2 separate regions of the Mus musculus genome follow, and region 1 is linked to region 2. Evidence: chromatin loops called from intact Hi-C (ENCODE). Cell type or tissue: left cerebral cortex. All regions are shown on one strand. Links, peaks and the distances in the headings refer to the core of each region. The heading gives the core; the rest is flanking DNA. Region 1 overlaps Ift88 (intraflagellar transport 88). Region 2 overlaps Il17d (interleukin 17D).

The links. Hi-C counts contacts between places; a loop is a spot of excess contacts. Peaks named below come from ENCODE experiments on the same cell type or tissue, not always from the same donor. Only the 100,000 strongest peaks of a DNase experiment are listed, where the experiment ranks them.
Region 1: it touches region 2 in a loop (7-fold over the local background); 2 of 42 quality-filtered maps call a loop at or near these places.

What each region holds. Positions count from the first base shown.
Region 1 is chr14:57,468,640-57,485,051 of GRCm38, forward strand. It overlaps Ift88 (intraflagellar transport 88), which reads left to right. Exons shown (of 26, transcript NM_009376.2): 15 at 4,336-4,435; 16 at 7,404-7,490; 17 at 9,252-9,438; 18 at 11,258-11,366; 19 at 12,018-12,168; 20 at 12,757-12,872. Among named protein-coding and RNA genes, the nearest start is that of Il17d, 48 kb to the right of the region's middle. In left cerebral cortex, for the core only: no CTCF peak of the experiment used is centred there; DNase peaks (open chromatin) are centred at 6,621 and 8,989; H3K27ac peaks cover 1,437 bases.
Region 2 is chr14:57,526,093-57,534,092 of GRCm38, forward strand. The region is part of intron 2 of Il17d (interleukin 17D); the gene reads left to right. Among named protein-coding and RNA genes, the nearest start is that of Il17d, 5.3 kb to the left of the region's middle. In left cerebral cortex, for the core only: a CTCF peak has its summit at 7,267 (motif pointing right); DNase peaks (open chromatin) are centred at 417, 3,190, 3,403, 3,593 and 3 more places; H3K4me3 peaks cover 563 bases; H3K27ac peaks cover 4,320 bases.

The sequences.
Region 1 (16,412 bases), core at 3,173-11,172, 54 kb before region 2:
TATCTCAGGGCTGGGTCAGTCCTGACTCCCACAGGCATTGTTTACCTCACTCCTACTCCTAGACCTTATCCTAAGCACTGTTTCTAAGTCACCAAGAGCCCAGCTTACAAATGAAGCCATGTGTCCTTGCGAAGAGCTTCAGTGTGAGCATGTAGTGTTTAACAGAGACAGTAATGTGACATGTAAATGCTGTGTTCTACTCACAGGGCTGACTTCATTATCATCAGAAAACTTCTTTTCCCCCAAAATGGGTTATGCTTAAATATGGCTAAAGTGAAATGATCTGGGCCAGACTCTAGAAGTCCTGGCCCAGTGTCTCTTCATGGAACATTTTTCCCCTGCCTGCTTCTAAGTCTGCAGGGGATCACCACACTTAACAAACTAGCTTTTTTTTTCTTTCATTATTTTTAAAAAGTGTGTGTGTGAGAGAGAGAGAGAGAGAGAGAGAGAGAGAGAGAGAGAGAGAGAGAGAGAGAGAAGGCTCACCTTTCCCCTCTACTGTTGATGTCAGCTGGGCTGGTTCTCTAGCTTCCACGGGTTCTCTGTGTCCTCCTCCTCTCTGGTCTCCTCAGGAGTGCTGTGATTGAGATGCTCACACTGTCAGTCTGGCTTCTATCTGGGTTCTATGGTTTTGCGCAAACACTTTACTCACTGAGCCATCTCCCTTGCCTGCTGTTGATTTTTGAGACAGAGTTTTCTGTGTATCCTAGGGTGGCCTCAAACTGCAATCCTCCTGCCTCTCCCACCATGCCCATCTGAGCTTCTTCACCTTACTAGATGACTTAATTAGAGTTCCATTGCTGTGAAGAGACACCATGACCAAGGCAACTCTTATAAAGGACAACATTTAATCGGGGCAGAGGTTCAGTCCATTATCATAATGGCAGGAAGCATGGCAGTGTCCAGGCAGACTTGGTGCTAGAGAAGAAGCTGAGAGTTTGGCATCTTGATCTGAGTACAGCCAGGAGAAACTGACTCTTCCACACTCGGTGGAGCCTCAAAGCCCACCTCCACATTGACACACTTCTTCCAACGAGGTCACATCTACTCCAACAAGGCCACACCTCCTAATAGTGCCATTTCCCATGAGCCAAGCATATGCAAACCAGCACTCTGGTGCATCTATTTCAATGCTCAGAAGTGATGATGTAGATATTTTTGCTTAGTTTCTAGTCTTAGAGGACAAAGCTTTCAACAGTATGCTCACTTAGTTGTACAATATAAATTGATACACAGACTGCTTCATTGGTAATCCGACTTTAGAAACCATGACTACATTCCCTCTAACCTTCTACATTTTATATTATTTTGTCAGGTGTCTTCATACTGAAAAAATTTTAATCCAGCAAGAAATTACTACAAATTGTTTTCCAGGAGGGGTTTTAGAAATGAGATTAATCAGTCTTTTTATCATTTATGATTTTAGTGTTATGCTTAGAAAGCCAGTGGCCACAAAAAAAGGAAATACTTGTTCATTGAGGCCAATGATAGGTCAAATTTTTTTGAAGTTTTTTTAATTCAGTAAGTTTCAGTTGAATTAAGTTGATAAATATATTAACAACAACAAAGCAATCTAAGTGATCAGTACCCTGACATAAAGTGACACTTTATTTATAAGGTACTAGTCCCTCATTTAATAGGAATGCCTAATTTATAAACTGGGGCCATAGAAATCTTATATTGATATCTGGATTGAGAAGTAAAGAATTAGTAAAGATAAAAGTGGGTAAGAGAGTATTCTAAGTAGAAGGAAGAATATTCTCTACATTCCAGATATCTGAAGTCTTTTACACACACACACACACACCAAAATACTTAAACTAAACTTTAAGGTGGAAGACCCCAGATTCCTCCAGTTAATACATTCCTTTGCTAAGGACCCTTCCAGATTTTAACCACATTCTCTTTATTTATACGTGAATGTTTCTGTGGATGTCATGGTGTGCATAGAGAGGTCAGGGGACAGCTTTCTGGAGTCCATTCTGTTGTTCTTCCTTTAGGTTGGGTGTGGAGATCCGACTCAAATGGTCCGGCAGTGAGTGCTTTAACCACTGAGCCGTCATCACATTCTCCATCTGTGTCCTCAGAATGCTCTTTGTGATAAACTTGTACAGTTCTGAGTGCCGTGATAGCAAGGAATGGAACCTGAGGAGCTCACAAGAGCCTCTTCTCTGAGGCAGCATGGGGCTGCAGTGTGAACCTCAGCCTACCCCTCACAACAGGGACTTGAAGTGTAGGGTAGTCCTGTGCTCATCAAGTCAGTGGCAGAACTGGATAAAATTATATAACAACTAGGTTTTGTGCTGAGGGAAACAGAAACTTGCCTCACCATTCTGTGTTGGAAGTTTGGGTAGAAAGTTTTCACCTCAACACTTGTGCCTCTTACTGTCTCTTATATCTAGTCAGTTCCAAATGCTTTTTCTAAGACTCAGTGTTGTCTTATAGGCCAGCTCAGTCTGCTCTATCAATGTAATTCTGATTCTTCAGCCCCAAGCATAACCTCTCTTTTAGCCCTGTTATTGTGTACTTACACACCCCATCATGAATTGCACATCAGAGATGATGGGACCATTAGTTACCTGATTGTCTGAGCTAAACTTATCTCCATGTCCTTTATCTCAGTGACCACCCACTAATTCTGCCTCCCTTTCTCTCTGAATGGCTGCCTGTCTCCTCTTTCTACCTATATAGATATAAACCTCATTTTGTTCAAGACTCGTCCATTCTATCTACCTATCCTCTGACCTCCATGACTGTCAGTGCAAATTGGCATATTTGGTAGCATCTTCAATCCTTGTCTGGGACTTTCAGGGTGCCGAGTGCATTCTTTTTGTCTTGCCACAGAGGCTCTAAATGATGTACCTTCTGTCTGCTTCCCAGGACATCTTTCTCTCCATGTTTTGAGTGCTTTCTGCTCCATGTAGCAGTTGCATCTTAAATAGGCCCAGCTTGCTGGCCTTACACATCCTTAGAGTGTTATTGATTCATCCTAGGAGACCTTTCTTTTTTTCAAGTCGTTCAGACTTGGCCTTCACACTGAGCTACAGTATCTGTGGAATCTCTGATCTCTCACCTGTCTTCTTGTACTTCTTTGTAAAGAGCTTGCTTTACTATTCTTTCCTCACAGGTGAGGCATTGTATTGTATCTACTCTTGCAGTCCCTGTACCAAAACATAATGTCTGACATGTAATAGGCATTTCATAAATATTTGCTGTGGGGGCTGGTGAGATGGCTCAGTGGGTAAGAGCACCCGACTGCTCTTCCGAAGGTCCGGAGTTCAAATCCCAGCAACCACATGGTGGCTCACAACCATCCGTAATGAGATCTGACTCCCTCTTCTGGAGTGTCTGAAGACAGCTACAGTGTACTTACATATAATAAAAATAAATAAATCTTTAAAAAAAAATATTTGCTGTGTATACCTGAGTTCCCAGATTATTCTTTTGGAACTGAACTTTCATGAGCCGTGTCTTCAGATGGGGACAGATGGTCATTCAGTGAGGTATATTGCAAGTGGGGGAGGGGGGGCTCAAGTCCTCTATCCCTATTTCAAACAGAAAGACTCTTTTATATATGGGACTTTTCAGGAAAAGGTTCTATTGGAGAAGGGGATTCTATGTTTTTAATTATGGTCTGGACTAATGAACCACACCCTCAGTGCCACATATTGTTTTGTTTTATTCACTGAAGCAGATTTAATGAAATATCCATGACCGCATGTGTAATGCCTTCTGTTGTTTTTATCATTGTTTCTAAGATTGACATGTGTGGTGGTTTGAATAAGCATGGCCTCATAGGCTCGTCTGTTTGAATGTTCAGTCACCATGGAGTGACTCTCTTGGAAAAGCTAGAAGGGATAGGATGTGTGCCTTGTTAGAGGAAGTGTGTCACTGGCAATGGGCTTTGAGGTCTTAAAAGCCCATGCCATGCTCAGGCTTTCTCTTTCTGCCCATGAATCAGGATCAGCTCCCAGCTACTTCTTCAGCAATATGCCTGCCATGCCTGCTGCCATGCTCCCCCAGGTGCTGATAATGGACTAAGCCTCTGAACCTGGAATGAAACCTCCAATTAATGCTTTCTCTGTAGGAGTTCCATGGTCTCAGTGGAGAATGATAGGAGGATGGCAGCTGACATTGATCCCTGGTCTCCATATGTGCACGAATACACACAATTGTGTGAACCCAGCAGAACGGTGCAGGCACACACACACTCACTCACACACACACACACACACACACACACACACACACACACACACACACACTTGGAGAGAGAAAGAACTGAAAATAACTGAAATAAAGCAAGTACCGCTTTGTGTCTCGCCCTTCTTACAGGTGTGTGGAAGTAGTGAAAGCCTCTCAGTATGTGGAGCTGGCCAACGACCTGGAGATTAACAAAGCAATTACTTACTTGAGACAAAAGGACTTTAACCAAGTAAGTGCCACCACATTCTCCAGGCAGTTGACCCAGGGAAACTCCTTTCTAGAATACTATTAGAGTGCTCTACCCGTGAGCTTCACCCTCACCCATAACTCTGACAAGCTTCTTCTACATGTTGGTTCTGTTTGTTAAAGTGTAAATACCTTCCATATATAACATATTGTTAAGTTACAAAACCTTATTCTGGTCCAGGCCTGAAAATTTCAGACTGTTCTGCAAAGGGCTAAGGCCTGTAGAAGCCAGTGTGTGTAGGGATCCCAAATAGCAGTCTGATGTGCTTCCATTTTGTCCTGTGTGGAACAGCTTTTCTTGAGGCTGTTTCAAATGTTTCTCATGACAGATGGGCTCCCCATGCTAGACACTGGCTTAGAACTCTGGGATCCCCTCACTGGCAACTGCCACCTGTTGTCTTGAGGATGGAGTGGAGCACTGTCAGCCTTTTAGAACTCGCTCAAATAGAGCAGAGCTGAGACAAAAGCGAAGTCCACAGAGTTTTAAGAAAAAGAGAGGATGCCAAAGTAGAACAAGCAGAATACACTGGGTTTCCTAGGTTATAAAACTGATGGCTAGTGTCCTAAGTACCTCTAAAACCTTCTAGAAACTCCTTGTATCTGCTGTCATTTTACCACCCATTAAAACACCTGTTAGGGCTGCAGAGGTGGCTCAGAGGCTAGGAGCATGTATTTCTTTGGCAGAGGTTCCAAGTTTGGTTCCCTGTACTCAGATCTGGCAGCTCACAGCTGCCCATAAATCCTGCTCCAGGGAATCACATGCACAGAGCCACTCAGGGACATACACATACACACATTTGGAAAACTAATAAAAGCAAATCCTTTTTTAAAATGCCATGGTCAGCCTCAGTGGCTCATGCCTGTAATCCCACCACTGGGGAAATGAGAATCAGAAATCCAGGGTCTCCTCAGCTACTGGTGAGTTTGAAGTCACCCTGAGCCCCATGAGACCCTTTATCAAACAAACAAACAAGCAAATAAATAAGTAAGCAGTTATTGTAAGTTCTGTTGCAGTAGAATCATGTGATGTGAGACAAATTAATTGGTCTCTGTTTTCTTGCTGGAGTGATCTTGGGACCTGAAAAATAATTTATGTGTATGAAGGAGTATACTGTTATAGATGACACAGTAGAAAAAAATTGTATTTATCTATTTTCTCTTGGCATTTTATTTTTACATTTTACTTTACTTTTAGAAAAGGTTAATAGTACATTGCCATAGTTCATGTTTTATTTTTTTTTTTCCATTTTTTATTAGGTATTTAGCTCATTTACATTTCCAATGCTATACCAAAAGTCCCCCTTACCCACCCACCCCCACTCCCCTACCCACCCACTCCCCCCCTTTGGCCCTGGCGTTCCCCTGTACCGGGGCACACAAAGTCTGCGTGTCCAATGGGCCTCTCTTTCCAGTGATGGCCGACTAGGCCATCTTTTGATACATATGCAGCTAGAGTCAGTTCATGTTTTATAACTGTTCATCCAAAACTAAGCACCGTTGTGCACACACACATGGGGTTATTTTGCCTTTGAGACAGAATTTTGCTCTGAAGCTCGAGCTGGCCTCTAACTCACTGTTATCCTCCTTCCATAGCCTGAAAAGGTAGGGTATGATGTTTGGATGTTTCCTATCCAGTGTTAGGCTAGTCTAGAAATGTCAGACAGTTTTGTAAGGCCATGAAAACCCTTTAAAAGAGTACTAGCATACTCATATGGGAACCAAAATTGTGATTTGTGATGCTAGGCACAAACTAAGACCTTTATATATTCTAGATAGGCATCATACCTCTGATCCACACCTCTAGCCTTGGAATCTGGTTTTTAAAACTCTTATTCTTAACTAAACCTGAACCAGCATGCTGCCTGGTACTTCCTTGGAATCAAGCGCTGCACGGCATGTTCTTCTGGCTAGTTGTGGCAGGTGTAGCTCATGGCAGCAGTAAAATGAGGACAGATGTTTGCTTGGACACAAGTGCTTGCCGTACATAGGAGATACCAAGATGCCAAGCATAAATGTATGCTTTTTAAAAGGATGAAAATAAAGCCCACTCTCCCTTCCACCTTCTCCTTCTCATATCAAAGGCATTTCTAAGTTGGATCTCCATGCTGTTCATGTAAGGTGCCTACTGTTCTGCATGCCATTTGAGTAGCATTATATCAGACTTGGCAGGTGCCCAAGCGTGTACTTTCTCAGGACTTGAAGATGAAGTTATATTTATCTACTTTAGATAGTATTTTGGTACCATTCCCAGAATTATTGTCTGTTACTGATTTTGAAAGCTGTTGAGCCACCCATTTTTCTTCTCTCTTAGCACCCCAGTTACATGTAAAGAAGCCCCATCCCTGTGTTTGCCTCTCTTTTGTGTTCATTTTAAAGAACATCTTTCTTTAAATATATGCATCCTTTAGCTGTATCTTATTCAGAATGTTTTGTGGGATCTTGGTCCTCAAACTCTCCAGCGCCTTCCAAGTTGTTTATAGTGTTTTATGTAAATTTTCTGGTTGTTCTCTATTGGAAAATAGTCCGTAGATTGGTGTGTAATAGCTGCAACCAGAAGCCCCAGCATATTCTGTCAGGAGGAAATTGGACTGTGCCAGGTAAAAGGTATGAGGTCCTCATCCCAGCCATTGTGCAGGACGAATAGGAAACTTCCCTGACTCACAGGGTTCAGGGTCCACAGCTGGCCTTTCCCGGTCATCTGTCCTTTCTTCAGCTCTGTCTAATCCTCTGTTAAATCCATCTGTGTGCTCTTAAATTCAGTTCTTATTTCTTGTTATAGAATGTCTACCTTTTCTGTTTAGTGAGATCTTATCTTAAATGAAGTTCTTCTTGAATTTACTGTTGTTCCCTCCTATGCCCTCTGTCTTCCACTCCACACAGACCCTTCCCCAGCCACACCTTTGCATTCTACTGTATGGCAGTGGTAGTAACTTCAGACAATCTGTTTCTAGGCTGTAGACACATTGAAAATGTTTGAGAAGAAGGACAGTAGAGTGAAGAGTGCAGCTGCGACCAACCTCTCGTTCCTGTATTATCTGGTAGGTTTTGGTTTTTACAGCTAAGGGTTGTTCATATGATAGTTTTGCATTACTAAATCTGCCTAAGAAAAGGCCTCCAAAGAAGATTGGTGCAAACTGTAAGTGGACTGAGGTGCACCAACGGCCTGACTGACAGTGCTGAAGGGGCTGAAGAAGACTGTCCCTTTAAAAATGAGGGGAGACTGGTAGTGAGGAAGGCACCAGAGAATGACGGACTGACTGCTGCAAGCTGAACTAGAGACATTCGACCTATCATGTTAGTGACAAAGGAAGTGCTGTCGACTTAGAGCTGCACAGCACCATCTGTAACACGAATTCATTGAGTGCCTACTAGATGTCAATCACTGGGATTCCTGAAAGTAGGTGGGTGCCACATATGCCAGTTGCCTTCCAACTACAGACTTGATTTGCCCCTTAGTCTCAGATAGTAGCTCCTTCCCACCTCTGTGGTCTCCACCGAGTTCCCCACCCCTGAAGCCCTCTCAGCAGCCCTCTTCTGAGTTCTGTTTATTGTCCAGAAGACAACGCTATACATTTTAGTTTTGTTCTCAGCTGCATTCTACTTGGTGGTACCAATTTCTGTGTAATTTGTGGTTTGGAGTGCACATAAAGACTCAGACATGAATGTCCACAGCAGCATTGTTCATAACAACCAAAAGGAGAATGTAAGCAGCCTGAGGATGCACCAGCAACAAGGGGGAAACCAGATATGGTATATCCATCCACTGGACCTTAGTCAGCCATTAGAAGCAACAGATTGTTAATACATGGTACCATACAAACACGCCAAGTAGAAGTGGCCCTACTCGGGCTGGTGAGATGGCTCAGTGGGTTAGAGCACCCGACTGCTCTTCCGAAGGTCCAGAGTTCAAATCCCAGCAACCACATGGTGGCTAACAACCATCCGTAACAAGATCTGACTCCCTCTTCTGGAGTGTCTGAAGACAGCTACAGTGTACTTACATATAATAAAAATAAATAAATCTTTAAAAAAAAAAAAAAAAAAAAAAAAGATTTACTTATTAAAAAAAAAAAAAAAAAAAAAAGAAGTGGCCCTACTCAAAGATCCCACTTAACATCCAGTGTCCAGGATAGGAAGGGAAATAGAAAGAATACAGAAATCCAGAAACGGGAGAAGAGAGAGGAGAGTGTTGCTGCTAATGGACACAGGGTTTCTGTGCAGAGGAAGAAAGTGTCCAGGAGGGAGGCAATAGTGGTAACTGCCCAATGCCGGGGAGCATTTGTCATTGAGTTGGGCATTTTAAAGGGGTTCTCAGTTTCACCGAGCTGACCTGGCCCTGCCCTAATGAAATAAGGCCTCCACAGGCCTCATGTGAACGATAAGGTCCCTATCAAGCTTCTGGCTGAGAGAGAAAGAGAAGGCAGTACATAGGCGTAAGTGCAGGCTCCTAGTGGGTGAGGCAGCAAGGTGCAAAGCAGGGGACAGCTGAGGCCCTTCCAGCTATTTCAGTGCTTCAGGTGGGAAGGCAGTACACAGCAAATGAGGACACGGGTAGGGCGTGGAACATGGAACCACCTACATATAAATGCTGTTGTTATCAAACCATGAGACTAGGAAAGCCAGCCATGAGAAGCTTGGCTGTTTGAACTTGACAGCTACACATAGCCTGGGAAAACCAAGATATTTAAAATATTTGTTTTGCTCATCATTGTTTATCATCTCAGAAAGTCATTTCAGTAATCTCTGAACATTCTGAAGAGACCTGAAGAAATGAAGTCTATCTTTTATACTTCATTTAGGAAAACGAATTTGCCCAAGCCAGCAGCTATGCAGATTTAGCTGTGAACTCGGATAGATATAACCCGTCAGCTCTCACTAATAAAGGGAACACAGTTTTTGCAAATGGTGATTATGAGAAGGCAGCTGAGTTCTATAAAGAGGCCCTGAGAAACGACTCTTCCTGTACTGAAGCACTGTATAACATTGGTAAGTTCAACATGGCAGAGTGCATTAAGGAATTGCCAGCCTTCTTTTAAAAGTAACAGATATTCTAAATGGAGTTGATAATTCACAAGCCATGCTATGTAAAATTTGGGTCAGTGTTATGTTGCTCTCCAAGAAGACTTTTCTAATGTCTATATCTATCACAGTTAGAACACTATGTCCCCAAGCTTCTGATTATATGGGATGATGCTTTTAAACTTTTCCCAAATAGGTAGAAGGAAAAAAAATCCATCTTTCTTTTTAATTAAAAAAAAAAAGTCAAATATACTAAGTGTTTAGTGCCACAGTTTGACACATTTTAACAATGCCAAATATGTCTCATAATTTTTTTTCTGTTTTATGCCTGTGGGTGTTTTGCCTGCATGCCTGTCTGTGCAACACGTGTGTGGTTGGAACACACAGAGGCCAGAGCAAGGTGTCAGATCCCCTGGAACTGGAATTATAGATGTTTGTGAGCCACCATGTGGGTACTAGGAACCAAGCCTGGGTCCTCTGGAAGATCAGCCAGTGCTCCTAACTGCTGAGCCACTTCTCCAGCCTCTCAGATTCATTTGTATTGTCTGCACCATTGCAAGCCACAAAGGCCCTTCCCCACCTCTTCCTCCTCCTGTCCTTCAGGTTGCCAGATATGGGCACTATTGCTTCCAAGCTGTTCCAAACAAATACATGGCTTTAATACTGACCTCGTTTCTTTAGTACTGATGTTTCTTTTAAATTATGCTTCTCTGTGCATGTGTTGTTGCTTGATTATGAATTTTGTTTGTGTTTTTTGCTTGTTTCTTGTCTTTTTTATGTTGTTACTTTTCTTTGGATGTCTGGTCTTATAAACTATTTCCTGGTGTTTAGCAATTTGCAGGTAAAAGCTAGGGGAGAGGGTGCTGGGCAGATGGCTGCTGCCACACAAGCAAGAGAACCTGAGTTCTGATCCCCAGCGCCTACTTAAAGAGCCTATAAGCCCTTTGATTGGTAGGCACAAAAAGGCAGAAAGGGAGAAAGGCCCACCGCCAAGCCTTGAGATGAGGTGTAATTGAGGCACCTTTCGAGAGATGGCAAGAAGGAACGGAGCGTGTGACATCTGAGGTCTGCAAAGGGTTTTACTGGCATATGAAAGAGAAGGGCACAGGCCTTCCTAGAAAGCTTAACTGCCTATTTACATGCTGATTTTTTTTTTTTGCTTTATAAATTCTAGATATTTTTAGATTCTTACAGCTTTATTTTTTCTGTGTAATTTAAAAGTAAATTTTTAATTTTTAAAACATTTTATTAGTAAGTATTAATCATATATAATAGGTTTTATTATGACATTTGCATGAACATAATGTATTTCTATCATATTTACCTCCTCAGTCCCATCCGACTCTCTTATGTCCCCACTCCCCTGGTCCCTTTCCCCTTCCTAACTCCCCTCGCTTCTGCTATTACGTCTTTTGAACTTTTTTGTAATGAAATAAGGACCTGCGTTTGTTCTCAACATGAGCAGTCAATCAAGTGTCACATTTATCCTTTCATCTCCATTAACGTTAAATGTCTATTTATTATGTTTATAGCTGGATTCATATCTGAAGTATTTATTCCACTTTTGAGTCCACTGGCTGGTTCCCCCGCCGCACACACTTGAAAGCTCACTGGGGCTGTCGGTAGCTATCTGCTAGGAGAAATCTCACCTCCTCTTGTTTTTTTTTAAATCCTCAGTTCACTTTCATTTTCTCTTGGGGATAAATATCTGCATATATTTACATATTGATCCAGTCACTTTGAGTACAATTCTGCCAGTAGTGCTGCTGCTTTCTTTCTTTCCAAGGCCTCACCTATAAGAAGCTGAACCGTCTGGATGAAGCCCTGGACTCCTTCCTGAAACTGCACGCGATCCTTCGGAACAGCGCTCAAGTTCTTTGCCAGATAGCAAACATGTATCTCACTTGAAAGCTTAAGGACGTTATTAATTCCTCAGTTGGAAATTGAACATTAATTATTAAGTAATATTAACCATGGAGATAATTGAGGATAACTTAACGGATTAAACTGCTATAAGTAGTTCATTTGGTAAAAGATCATTTGAATCCCAAGAGGAATTTGTTAAAATTTAAAACTTAAAAAATGAAAAACTTTTAAAAATTAAAAAAATTAGTTAGTTGTTAATTTTTTAAAAAGATAATTGAAGGAATTGAGGACATTTTGAGTAAACATAGCTCTGATTGAAAGTCAACTAAATACTTTAGCCTCGTATTAACTCTGACTCCTGTAGGATAGTGAGGACTAATTAGGGTTGTTGCCTTTGGGTGTATAGGAATAGTGAATATAGCTCTCTGAAAACTCTAATCCTCACAGTCCTTCAGTGCCGTGGCCGGCACTCGTGGGGCTGTGTGCTGTGTGTGGTGAGAGCCTGCGCTTGGATCTCTGTGCATGCGCAGTATGGAGCACTGCTGTCACTTCAGCTGTTGTAACACTCAGCTTTCTTAAGTTTCCCCACTCACTGTTAGAAAAGCAGGCACGAGTTATGTTTTTAATGCCTCTTACTATATTGGAAAAGCACTTTGATTTCTTAACTGACATTGTCCAAGATATGAGTTAATGGAAGATCCCAATCAAGCTATTGAATGGCTGATGCAGTTGATCAGCGTTGTTCCAACTGATTCCCAAGCTCTGTCTAAACTGGGAGAGTTATACGATAGTGAGGGAGACAAGTCCCAGGCATTCCAATATTACTATGAGGTAGGCGTGCTGTCTCATGTGCCTTTCGATTTCTGACATTGTACAGGTTTTAAAGGAACAGGCCCTAACACTTTAGAAAAGCGTATTAGTCTAAAACTAATAATGATTTAGTTAAAACAAAACATTCTTAAACTATAGTTTGGTTCATTTTAATGAAAATGAAAAATACTAACTCATTTTAAGAGTTATTTATTTATGTATATGAGTGCTCTATTTGCATATTCCTGCATGACAGAAGAGGACATCAGATCCCATTACAGACAGTTGCTGGGAATTGAACTTGGGTCCTCTGGAAGAGCAGCCAGTGCTCTTAATTGCTGAACCATCTCTCCAGCCCCTAACTCATTTTCTTCAACCATGATTTGCATCACCTGATTCTTTTAAATATTTTCTATGACTCAGAGCAAAAATAACTGAAAACTGTCAAGTATACCTAAGTTTTTTAAGTCTTGTATAGTTTTAAAACTCGTAAAATTCTTTTACTAGCTCATACTTTTTATAAGTAAGTCCACCTAATAGATAAATTAATTAGGAGTGTATTCTGTATTGCTACTGAAGCTGAATTGCTGACTTCTTTATTTTCTGTAGTCATACAGGTATTTCCCTTCTAACATTGAAGTCATTGAATGGCTTGGAGCTTATTACATTGATACACAGTTCTGCGAGAAAGCCATTCAGTACTTTGAAAGAGCTTCCCTTATACAGTAAGTAGTTAATATCTTACATTAATACTATTTTAAAAAATACTATTTTTATCCCTAAAAATTAGTGTCTGGTAAGCCTAATAGAGTCATAAAAATATCTTAATGAATTATTTTCATTTTCTTGTATTTTGTTCATTCTTCTTTGTCTCTATTGTGGCTATATTTTCTGTTGCATAGGAATTTTAAATACCTTTTATAATATACTTTATCTGTTTTCCTTGTTCATACCTCAGTGAGGAAATAGAATTTATTTACAAATCAGAAAGTGACTTTTTCAGTCGGGACAATTTTATTGCTGAAAGAGTCTTAATAGAAGGAAGTTGTGTTGGTTTCAATTTACAATTGTTGTACATTGAACATTAAAAATTAAACTTTTAAAATTTAAGTGTTTTAATATTTTTAAGTTCACAATGGATGTTTTTCACATATCTGATTCAAACATAAATGAATGCATGATATCCTTTGTCTTCAGCCATATTAAATTATGAGATGAACTGTAACTTAAAATCATTGGGAGGATAGCAGAAGGCCCAGAGATTTAAGTAATCTTTGTGTAGAATTTACATTTGGCAATTACTTTTTATTACATTGGTTTCATATAACTATATGTTTTTGATAACTATAAAACTAATTACCAATAATAGAATAATAATTTTAGTTCAGTAACATCTTTATGATTTAAGTTACACTTATTATACTTAATCGTACCTTAGCCTAGCCATTAGACCATTCCTCAGTAAGGCACGCTCCACATGGTTCCATCCTTCACTCTGATTTTTATGTATCCTATAAAAATGGTGTCATAGTCATCCCCAGATGGGTATAGTGGCTCAGGCGTGTGATCCCACCATTCAAGAGACTAAGGCAAGAGGATTTTCCATGAGTTTGAGGCTAGCCTATACTAAAGAGTGAGATCCTATTTCAAAACCAGAACCAAGAGGCCAGCAAGATGATGACTCAGCAGGTAAGAAGTATTTGTCCGCAAGGCTGACACTTGAAGGCAATCCCTAGGCCCCACAGACACACACACACACAAAATAGACAGGTAGAAAGATAGGTAGATAAATAAATAAATAAATGTAATTTTAAAACAAACAATAATGAGGTTAACTTCCTTAGTGTCATAAGGTAAATATACTTTAGATTAAATTGGCTTAATTAAACAAAGAGTCTATTTTCTTAAAATTTTTCTAATTTTCTATTTTTTATAAACTAACTTCCAAAGCTAAAAGGCAAAGTGTGGCAAGCCACTCTTCATCCAGTCCATCTCCTGCCCATCTCCTCAGTACTCCAGCCTCACCACGCTGGCTGCACTAACTCCACTGAGCCTCAGCTCTTCCATGCTAACCACATTAGCATCAGTAAACCCTCTTCCATCGGTAGCTGTCCAAACATAACTTCTCTCTGAGATATGCTCCCTGCTTAAATAGTGGGCCTCCCTGGTGAGACTGAAACCTTCAGTCCCCTACCCCGTTTTTTTCTCTTTCAATCCCAGCCTCCTCCTGGCTTCAGATCTGAATACAGCCTTTCTGGAATATCTGTCTAATTGGTCATGTCTCTTCCCTTTCTTAATGGTATACTCAGTTCCATTTTCTCTCTTCTCTTGCTGCCCTGCCTGTTCTCCCAAGTTTTATTCTTAGATTAATATAACCTTTTTTTTAAAGGTTTTCTTTTTTTTAATTCTTTATTACATATTTTCCTCAATTACATTTCCAATGCTATCCCAAAAGTCCCCCATACCCTCCCCCCCCCAATATAACCATTTTTTTCCATTGGAAATAACTTTCGTGGCCTGGTAAATGGATGCCATATAAATGTGTGCTGTCTGAGCACTAGCCTTGTCTTCAGTGTCTCCCTGTCTCCTCATCCTCCTCAGAGCTCTATAGTTCCTCTCTGTTTATGCTTCAGTTTTCCTGAAGATGAGGCTCTTTCATGCAGAGTCCCTTATGCTTCTCTCCCTAGCTTTCTCTGCATTTACTTTCATTTGCTTCTGTCCTTATTTTCTTTAGTTGACAGAGGCATTTAGTGTACAAAAATTACATTTCCTGTATAATTTTAATCATGTACTTTCTGTACTGTATACTGTAATTTCCTTTCTGGTATGCTAAATCATGTAAAATACGTTTTTATTTTCAACTGATACGTAACAGTTGTAGTTATATGTGCTTAGTACTTATTGTTATATAAAACCTGCCTCTACCATAAGAATATAAACTTTTATGGAGTGGGAATATTGATTCTTCTGTCACATAGATCCTTACACAGTACAGACAGTTGGCAAGTGGTTTAATTCAGTTTAATTTTTTGTAATATTTATAATAGGAAGGTCTCTCCTGGTTGTATTGCTTGTATTTTTGAGATTCTTAGTAATTTAGTATGTTTCTAATTGATTTAAGCCTATAGTTTTGTTTTATTTTTCTATATCTATAAATTACATTTTAAAATATTAAGAACTACTACCCCAAGCTGAGTATAGTTGCTCATGTCTGTAATCCAGTGCCTGGGAGCTAAAGCAGGAGATTTTCTATGAGTTCAAAGCCAGCCTCCTGGGATATAGTGTGAAAACCTATTTCAGAAAAGAACAGAAAGAAAAGGAATTCTACTCCTATTGGTCCATTGTTAATCAATCCTATTATTTAATAGTTTTAGAGATTGCTATTTAATATGCTCATCATGGCTAGTATCATAAAGCACCATCAGAGGGCCAGTATATGTGTTATGGGAGGGAGCTCCAAAAGAGAGAGAAGGGAGCAGAGAGACTACTGAAACACATTGTGGCCAGCATTTCCTACATTTGAGGAAAGTTTGTGGATTTGTGAGTCTACAGAGCTCAGTGAACTGTAAGTGGGAAAAACCCAAGAGAGTCCCAGGGAGACACTCTAGCCACACTACTGAGGAAGTCGTGAGAGCATCGAGGTATGTCGTCATGTACAAAGCATGCTGGGTAAGATTAAGCAGAGTCCTCAACAGAAACCTTGAAGGCTGGAAGACAGTAGATGGTATATTAAAGTCTTGAAATCTCTGATCATAAAAATGATCTTACATGCCGGGCGTGGTGGCACACGTCTTTAATCCCAGCACTTGGGAGGCAGAGGCAGGTGGATTTCTGAGTTCGAGGTCAGCCTGGTCTACAAAGTAAGTTCCAGGATAGCCAGGGCTATACAGAGAAACCCTGTCTCAAAAAACCAATAATAATAATAATAATAATAATAATAATTAAAAAATTATCTTACATATCAAAATTTGATTAATATATGCACAAAATTGAAATACAATAAATGAACTCAAGAAAGTTGTAGTATGGGAAAATCACATGAAAATCCTTTTGTATTTCTGTAGACTTGAATAAATAAACAATTCAAAAAGACAACTATGAAATTGGTATAGGTAATACCATTCATAATAGCATTGAAAAGCATAAGTAATAAGAATTCTTTAAATCATGTAGCTAAAAAGCATGCACTTAAAGCTGTGAATCACTCTTGAAAGAAATTAAGGACATAAAAAAGTAGAAAGACACCAAACACATGGATTGGAAGA
Region 2 (8,000 bases), core at 1-8,000:
ATACCAATTCTCTGCCAGATACACCATGAAGAACCAGGCCACATGACCCTTTTTTACAGGAGGCCTGTAGGAGTGTAATCTAGAAGTGCTGGGGCGCCGAGAGCTAAGAGGCACGCCCTCTGAGAGAGTGTCTGGGGAAACTAATATGGGGATAGAACCTCAGATGAGAAGCAAAGTTTCCAGCGTGAGGTAGCCTGAAGTTGAGGGAGGAAGAGAACACCCCTTTGAAGGAGAAAGTGACATTCAGGCCTTGTGGAGAATGGGCAAGATTTTGAGGATGGCCCAATCCAGGTGTTGTGTCAAAAGAAGAGCATGTCCAAGGGAAGCATGGGGATGTGGAGCGTGGCCACAGTGGCCTGGGCAGATGCCCGTGACAGGATGCATAAGTAGCTCGGATGAGGGAGCCCTCACTCCACCCTGTAGATGAGAAAGATAGGCAGGCACCTTGGACGAGAGCCTTTCCAGGATGGGGGTGGACTCTAGGTAAGGGCTGTGTGGGCAGAGGAGAGGAATAATGTCGAGTCTACAGAGAGCTACCAGAGGGGCTTTGTGGTTGTCTGTCTTGTCATGCTGGAGATGGAACCTAGGGCCTCAGATTTTCTAGGAAGTGTTCCACCACCAAGCTGCATCCCACCCCAGTAACATATTGTTTGGTTGGTTGTTTTGAGTCAGAGTCTCCTTATGTAACCCTGGCTGTCTTAGAACTCTCTGTGTAGACCAACCTAGTCTCGAACCCACAGAGATCCTTCTGAGTGTTGGAAGTACATGTTTCTTGATTTCTAAAGCTGTACAGTGATCCCCTCCTGTATTCCAGAGAAGATGTTATTAGTCAGTTGGCCTTTACCGTAACAAATACCTGGGCCAACAGGTTAACTCATCAGATAAAGGTGCCTGCTGGCAAGCCTAAGGACCTAAGTTTGATTCCCAGAACCCACACAATAGAAAGAGAGAATAGACCCCAAGCAAGTGTCCTCTGGCCTCCACATACAAGGTTACCGCCTGATACACAAAATAAGTAAGGAAATAAGTCATAAAAAACAAACAGCTGAGATAATAAAGCGAAAAAGAAAAAAAGGGTTGGCTCAGTTTTAGAGATGCTGGTCCATGATCAGGCAGACCTGTTGCTTTAGGCTTCTAGTGGGGTACCAGGTGACAGTGTATCAGGGGCATGTGGGCAAAACCTCATTACTGAGAAGCGAGAAAGAGAGAAAAAGGAAGTGGTCAGAGTACCACAGTCTCCTCCGTGTGCACACTTAGTGACCCAAAGGCCTCCAGCAGCTGGGTCTCACCTTCAAAGGCGCCACTACCTTCCAATAGCAGCACCCTGAGGAGCAAGCCTTTGCCACGGGGGGGGGGTGGGTGGGGGGGGGGTGACGGACGACTTAAGTTACAAACTGTAGCAAGTAAGAGATGTAGGGCCCAGCAGGCATGCTGCGGTGCTTCCAGGAGACAAGGAGGGCCTCAGCTGAGGCGGCAGAGTGGAAAGAGACAGGAACAAGGATACTGAAAAGGGAGGGCTGGCTGAGTAGCTGGCTGAGTAGCAGGAAGGGGTGAGGGGGCATCAGGGGTGTGAACTATGTCCTGGGTCAAGGCTGGGGCCAATCTTATCAGTTCCCTTGAGCAGCAGCCCCTCTCCCAGGTACCCAGCCCTTGACCTGGCTGCTCTTCAGGCAAAGCCCACCTGTGGTGCATCCCTTCTCACAGCTCCACCCACGTGGAAGTGGGCCCATACAGGGGACCCTCTGTAACAAATCCTAGCTCTGTACAGGGACACAGTGTTGGAGTTGAGGCTGGCCAAAACACACACAGGTAACACACAGCAAGTCTCAAGTCCTCTCCCTCTAGGCATGTCTCCTACGGTTCTGACCAAGGCATAGTCTGTAAAAGATGTTTGAAGATGGAGTTAAGTCGAGCTTGTTGAGTCTTACTGCCTTTGGGAGGGACAGGTGATAAGGACTCTCGAGATGTGGGAGAGGGAGGGAGAGGGGGGGGGAGGGAGGGAGGGAGAAAGAGGCTAGAGATCCTCCACTCAGCATCCTACATGGGAGGTTAAGCTGGTCCTGCTGCAGGAACTTATTTCTTCCATGGCCACATCTGAAAGCAGGGAAGGGGCAGGGAGGGAAGTGGTTGGTGACCCCCCCCCCCATACTTGAGGTGACTGAAGGGGGGACAGTTTCCATCTACCACTCGAAGATCACATAGCTTCAGGCCCCTTGTTTATCCCATGCAGTCTTCACAGCAGTGATGAGTTATCACCCCCATCTGCCCTGTGAGAAAATGGGGGTCAGGTAGCTTATGCTGACTAGAAGGAAGCTAGGCTTCAGGGGACCATGCAGGGCCATTGTTGCAGATGCTGTTGAAGCCAGCCCTGGTTCCTGCCTCTCTGGGCACTTCCTCCATTGTCACTCACCTCCTGAGTTAAAGAAGGTAGAAAAAGTACATTCCAGGGCTCAGCAGTTAAGAGCACTGACTATTCTTCTGGAGGTCATGAGTTCAAATCCCAGCAACCACATGGGTGGCTCACAACCACCCATAATGAGATCTATGGGATTGAAATAAAAAAAAAAAAAAAAAAAACCTGTGGGTCAGGGAAGGGGGTGGGGGGTGCATTCCAGGAAGTGCAGAGGCTCATCTGTGAGAGGGTTGCACAAATCCCACCAGCTCAGCTGCAGGATTTAGTACCCGCTGCAGAGGTGGTGCTCTCAACCTTCCTCTGATCTGCAGATTGTGCATCCACAGAGCCAACCGGCTGCATTGCAAGATTATCTGAGAAAGCTTGCATGGCAGAGTGTGCAGTCTCTCCCATCATGACTCCCAATGGCGCAGCAGCATACAGAGCATGGCTAGGTCAGGTCACATTGCAAGCCTGGAGAGATGGCTGAAGTCTAGAGGAGAGTACGAGAGGTTCTGTGCATATTCTACACCACTGCATATATGGTTCCTGAATGTGTGGGGAATTTGCTTTTCTTCTGGATTCCCAGAGCCGTCTCCTCTGGGGATGGAGGCCTGAGATGCCCACATCCCTATAGGCAAAGTAGAAGCTCAGGAAGATGGGTAGGAAAACAGATGTAGAGTCAGAAATACCACAGCACAAGAAAGATCACTGTAGGTGGAATTCAGGTTTTAAAGCAGGCACCGAGCTATCAGCTGGCTGTTTGGTTTTAGGACAGCTGGGTCTCCAGTTGGAAGAAAATATGGTTGGATCTCGCTCCTGTGTGACAACAAATTCCAGATGATTGGAAGATTTAAGTGTGAAAAATAAGGCCACAAAGAGGAAGAAAAACACGAACAATTTTATTTATAATCTTGGTATGGAGGAGGCTTGTTTAGTAGCTCACAGCCCCAGACACCATAAAAGATAAGACCAAGTAACGTGGTTACATAATTACATGCTGTGCTGTCTTGTGGAAATAAAAGAGTGCAGGGCAACTCATGTCACTAAGGGCTCCTTTCCCAATGAGCTCCCACAAACCAATAAAGCCAGTGACATCATGGGAAGGTGGGCCAAGGTCAGGGCACATGCAGGGAAGGAAAACCACGTGGTCTGACTCTCTCTCTCAGTGAAGAGCTGATTACTGCAGTCAAGGGAGCAAAACACATGGAAACCACAGCGAGAAGCTGTTCTGTGCAGCCATCGGGGAGCTGCTTTGACAAAGGCGGGGGAAGAAGGAAGCCCACATCCTGGCGCGGCTGAGGGGTGTGAATTGGGATGACTTGGGAAGGAGGAAACAGGGACTGTAATTATCAAAAATATGTCTTGAGAAGGGATCTTGCTGGCTTCATGCTCTGGGCTAAAGTGATCTCCTGCCTCCACCTCCTGAGGTTGCAGGTGCACCCCTGTGCCTGGCTCAGTCTCAGTCATTATCACTTTGACCCAATGAATCGGCTTACCAGCATCTCTCCTGCAAACCCAGGTGTCCACACACCAAATGACTGGTGGGAAAGGACTTTAGTCATTGCTGTAGTGGCAAGGGTGGAAGGCATCACGATGTCCACTAAGAAATAGGGAGCTGCATAAAACAGCAATGAAGAAGAAGATAGCTTTCAGATCACTTAAATAAGTCGCCCTCCATGAAGGGAAAAGTTCTGATCAGCACCTGCCACATTTGTGCTCAAAGAGAAATTAACATAATACATACATAATAATAGCCACCTCCCCTCCCTCCCTCCCTTCCTTCCTTCCTTTCTTTGAGCCAGGGTCTCAATAGTCCCAGCTGGTCTGGAACTCTTAGAGCACCGGAACTAAAGGCTTAGGTGCCACACCTACTGCATTTTTTTAAAAAAGGGTCTCACTGTGTTGCTTGGGCTGGTCTCAAACACCTGAGTTTAAGTGATCCTCCTGCCTCAGCTTTCCGAGTATCTGGGACTACAGACCTGTGCTACTGTGCCAACTTTGTTAACAGAGAGAAGGGAAGTTTCCCAAGCATGAGGAAAAGGCAGAAGCTGCAAAAACGCATGTTTCAGCCTTGGAGAGACAGCCAGAGTCTCTGTTAGAAGGGGCCGGGGGCTCACAGAAGGGGTGCTGTAGACAGTGAGGTGGGGTTCTTAGAGGCCTGTGGCTCCGTTGTTGTCGGGCTGCACTCTGATGACATCACAGCTCAGACTGTAAGAGATTATCACCAGGTGAAAGATCCAAAATAGTAGACCTGGAATATGGGGCACCTGAGACTTCCTCCATCCAGCCCCTGGTCTGTTATTAGAAAAGCATCATTCATCTCCCAGAGCATAAAAACATTTTCTCATTTACCTTCTGGCATAATATGTTTGTTTCTCCTTTGCTTCAAAAACAAAAATGCCAAAAATAAATCAACTTGATTGCTCAGGAACATTTTTTAAACAGCAACGTAATATATTCAGAAATGTACTGCCGGGACACTGGAGGTTATTACCGCTTAAAGACACACCAGCTTGTATGATGACACCCCAAAGATAAACACCTGCCGGGACTCGAAGCAATTTTAGCTTGTTTATTCTTATAGTAGAGGACTAAAAATATTTTTTCTCTAGGATATGAATAATGCAAAATAGCTTATTTTGAGGCATTGTTGCTTTTTTATATACCCTTTCCTCCTCTAAGAGCCTACATCTAGCCGGGCATGGTGGCGCACGCCTTTAATCCCAGCACTTGGGAGGCAGAGGCAGGCGGATTTCTGAGTTCAAGGCCAGCCTGGTCTACAAAATGAGTTCCAGGACAGTCTATACAGGGCTATACAGAGAAACCCTGTCTCGAAAAAACAAAAAACAAACAAAGACAATAACAACAACAAAAAAAAAGAGCCTACATCTAAATTTATTTCACAACAAACAAAATTTGTTGGCTCTTGGTGACCAACTGTGAGTAAATGTCACAGGCCTGTGGGCAGATGCCGAGGTGACCCCTTAATCCCTTGCAAGCATTCTTTGGTGTGTGTATTGTTTTGGAAGCCTGAGGTGGGTTCATATGCCCTTGACTTTCCTTCTTTCCAAGGTAACTTCCAAGTTCAAAGTTCTGCATTCCAGAGTTCTCCACAGGAAGAAATTGCATTTGCTTCAGCCAGCACCTGGGCTGTAATGACTTTTTACAGCCCACCCTATCCTGAACACCCTGGCTTCCCTGTGCCACCCTGTTGAGGGTGACCCTGCCACGTCTTCAAACATCTCAAAGGAAGAGTACTGAGAGCAAAGGTTGGAGAGGACAGGTGACTTTAAAACAGACATGTGGGCCACCAAGATGTAACTTAGCAAGGGATTAAGGAATCACTTGAGCATCTGCCTATAGACCTGTAGCATAGTCTCAGTTATGGAGAAACTTCTGTCTAAATGTACTGATGCAGCTCATATGACCTCCAGTCACTATACTAGTGAGCAGACAAGGTTACCCGTGCCCAGTGGTGGCCCAGGCATTCCGGGTGAACTTTGGCTCTGACAAGCTGTGGTCTGCTCTCTGTGGGTGCTGATTTATAAAGGCCTAGAAGGAAAGGCCAGGCCAACAGAAAGGATGGCTCACCTAAGCAACCCTCTTATCCTGTGAGATGTCAATTAGTTATTCCATCTTCCCCAAACCTAAGGCCACATTTACCCATTAAATGTTAACAAGGGTTTTACAGGGCCTTTACCGGAACAAGGGGAGCCACTGGCCCCAAATGCTGCTATGAGCGCTGATACTGTTCACACCTCTTTCTGCCCAGTAAATCTTGAAAGAAAGAAAGAAAGAAAGAAAGAAAGAAAGAAAGAAAGGAAGGAAGGAAGGAAGGAAGAAAAAGAGAAAATAAGTTAAAAATCAGAGGCAGTAAGGTGGTATGACACCCACCATCCAGCTTTCAGGAGGCTGAGGCAGGAGGATCATGTTTTTGAGGCTCTTGGCCTACATAGCATTACGCTGACTTAAACATCAAAGACATGTAATGTTGGAGAGTGGTAAGGGAATCAAGGCACCGTGGCCTCTACCTCCCTCCTCCGTGACTTTCTACCCCGTGACTTGAATTACCCAGGGCCAACTGTGACCTGAGAATACTAAAGGAATTCCAGAAACCCATATGTTTCACACGCAGTCAACCTCAGCAGTGCCATGAAACCTTGTCCTTCTGGGACATGAACTACCACTTTGCGCAGTGTAAACACACTGTGTGCTCTGCCCTCTCTGCAGCCACACAGTCACACAGTAACCATCTCAGCTGTCACAATGCATCCCAGTACTGCCATGCTGTGTACAAGTGACCCTTGTACCAGTGACTCTGTGTACAAGTGACTCTGCAAGAGTCACCTAGTGCTGTGTCAGCACACTAGCCTTCCTCAGTTCATCTCATGTAGACACTACATCTCCTCACGAGAAGCATGAATCTCAAAATCAGTGACATGTTGAGATTCACATACTATAGTACTGACTGTTTTAGCTAACCTAGAGAACCTAATTTATAACTTAAACTTTAGTTTATAAGCAATGAACTCTCTGAAGTTTCAGGCACGGGGAGACACGTTTCCAGGAAGGTATCTAGTGGCTAAGGTTTAAGGGGAATCTGTAGTTTAATGTTAGAGGAAACACTATCCTCTACCCTTTAAAATACCTACCCTTTAAAAACATTCCTATTTACCACTTAAAAACACACCCTCTCACTGTAATGCATTTTCAGAGGTTTTTTTGTTTGTTTGTTTGTTTTTTTTTTGTTTTGTTTTGTTTTGTTTTGTTTTGTTTTTTTTGCTCAGGCTGGAGTACAGAGTTCTGCAAACTGACCAGAGTTCTGGACCCAGGGAATCCATTACACCTTGCAGAGGCGCCACTGGCCAACAGGGGGCAGCACAGGGCAAGCATCCTGCCAAATGGTGGCCCAGGGCCTCTCAACTCCTTGGAATTTGGGATGGAGGGTCCCTTCATAACTAAGCTTTGCCTTGGGAAGTTCACTCTTTCCTGTGTCTCTGCTCCGTAGCTGTGGGTTGCTCCAAATGACCTTGAGACAACATCACAGACCTCTTTTGTCTTCCAGGAAGATGGAGATTCTGTTTTATCTAATGCGCTGGCATTTATCTCAGTAGTGCAGGTACTATGTTCTTCCTACGCCAGCTTACTAGGCTAATGCTTGTTAGGAAAAGAGGGACAAACACCCAAGAGAATGCCTTAGGTCTGGCTGGGGTCTTCATAATGCTGTTTATCCCTATTGGTCACTGTAGAAAAGGAGATTTACTGTTTTCCAAGCAGCTGAAGTAAGAGATGTTGGTGTTTTCATAATATGTGTGTGTGTATGAATTTATATATACATATGAACTTATATGTACATATAAATTTATATATACACATATGAATATATACATATATATGTATTTATTTTAATGGACAGATGGCCTTGGCTTTGCTCAAGGACAAAGCTGAGTTTCCCCCAGTGGGCTTCTCAAAACCCAGCCAGCTCTGCCGCACCTATCACCTGTCAGGGAATAAAAATAAAAACATTGTCATGGAGCATTGTTCCCGGATTACCGTCGGCTTTGATGGTTGGCTCCGCAGGGCTGGGGCTTTACTTTAGCATGCA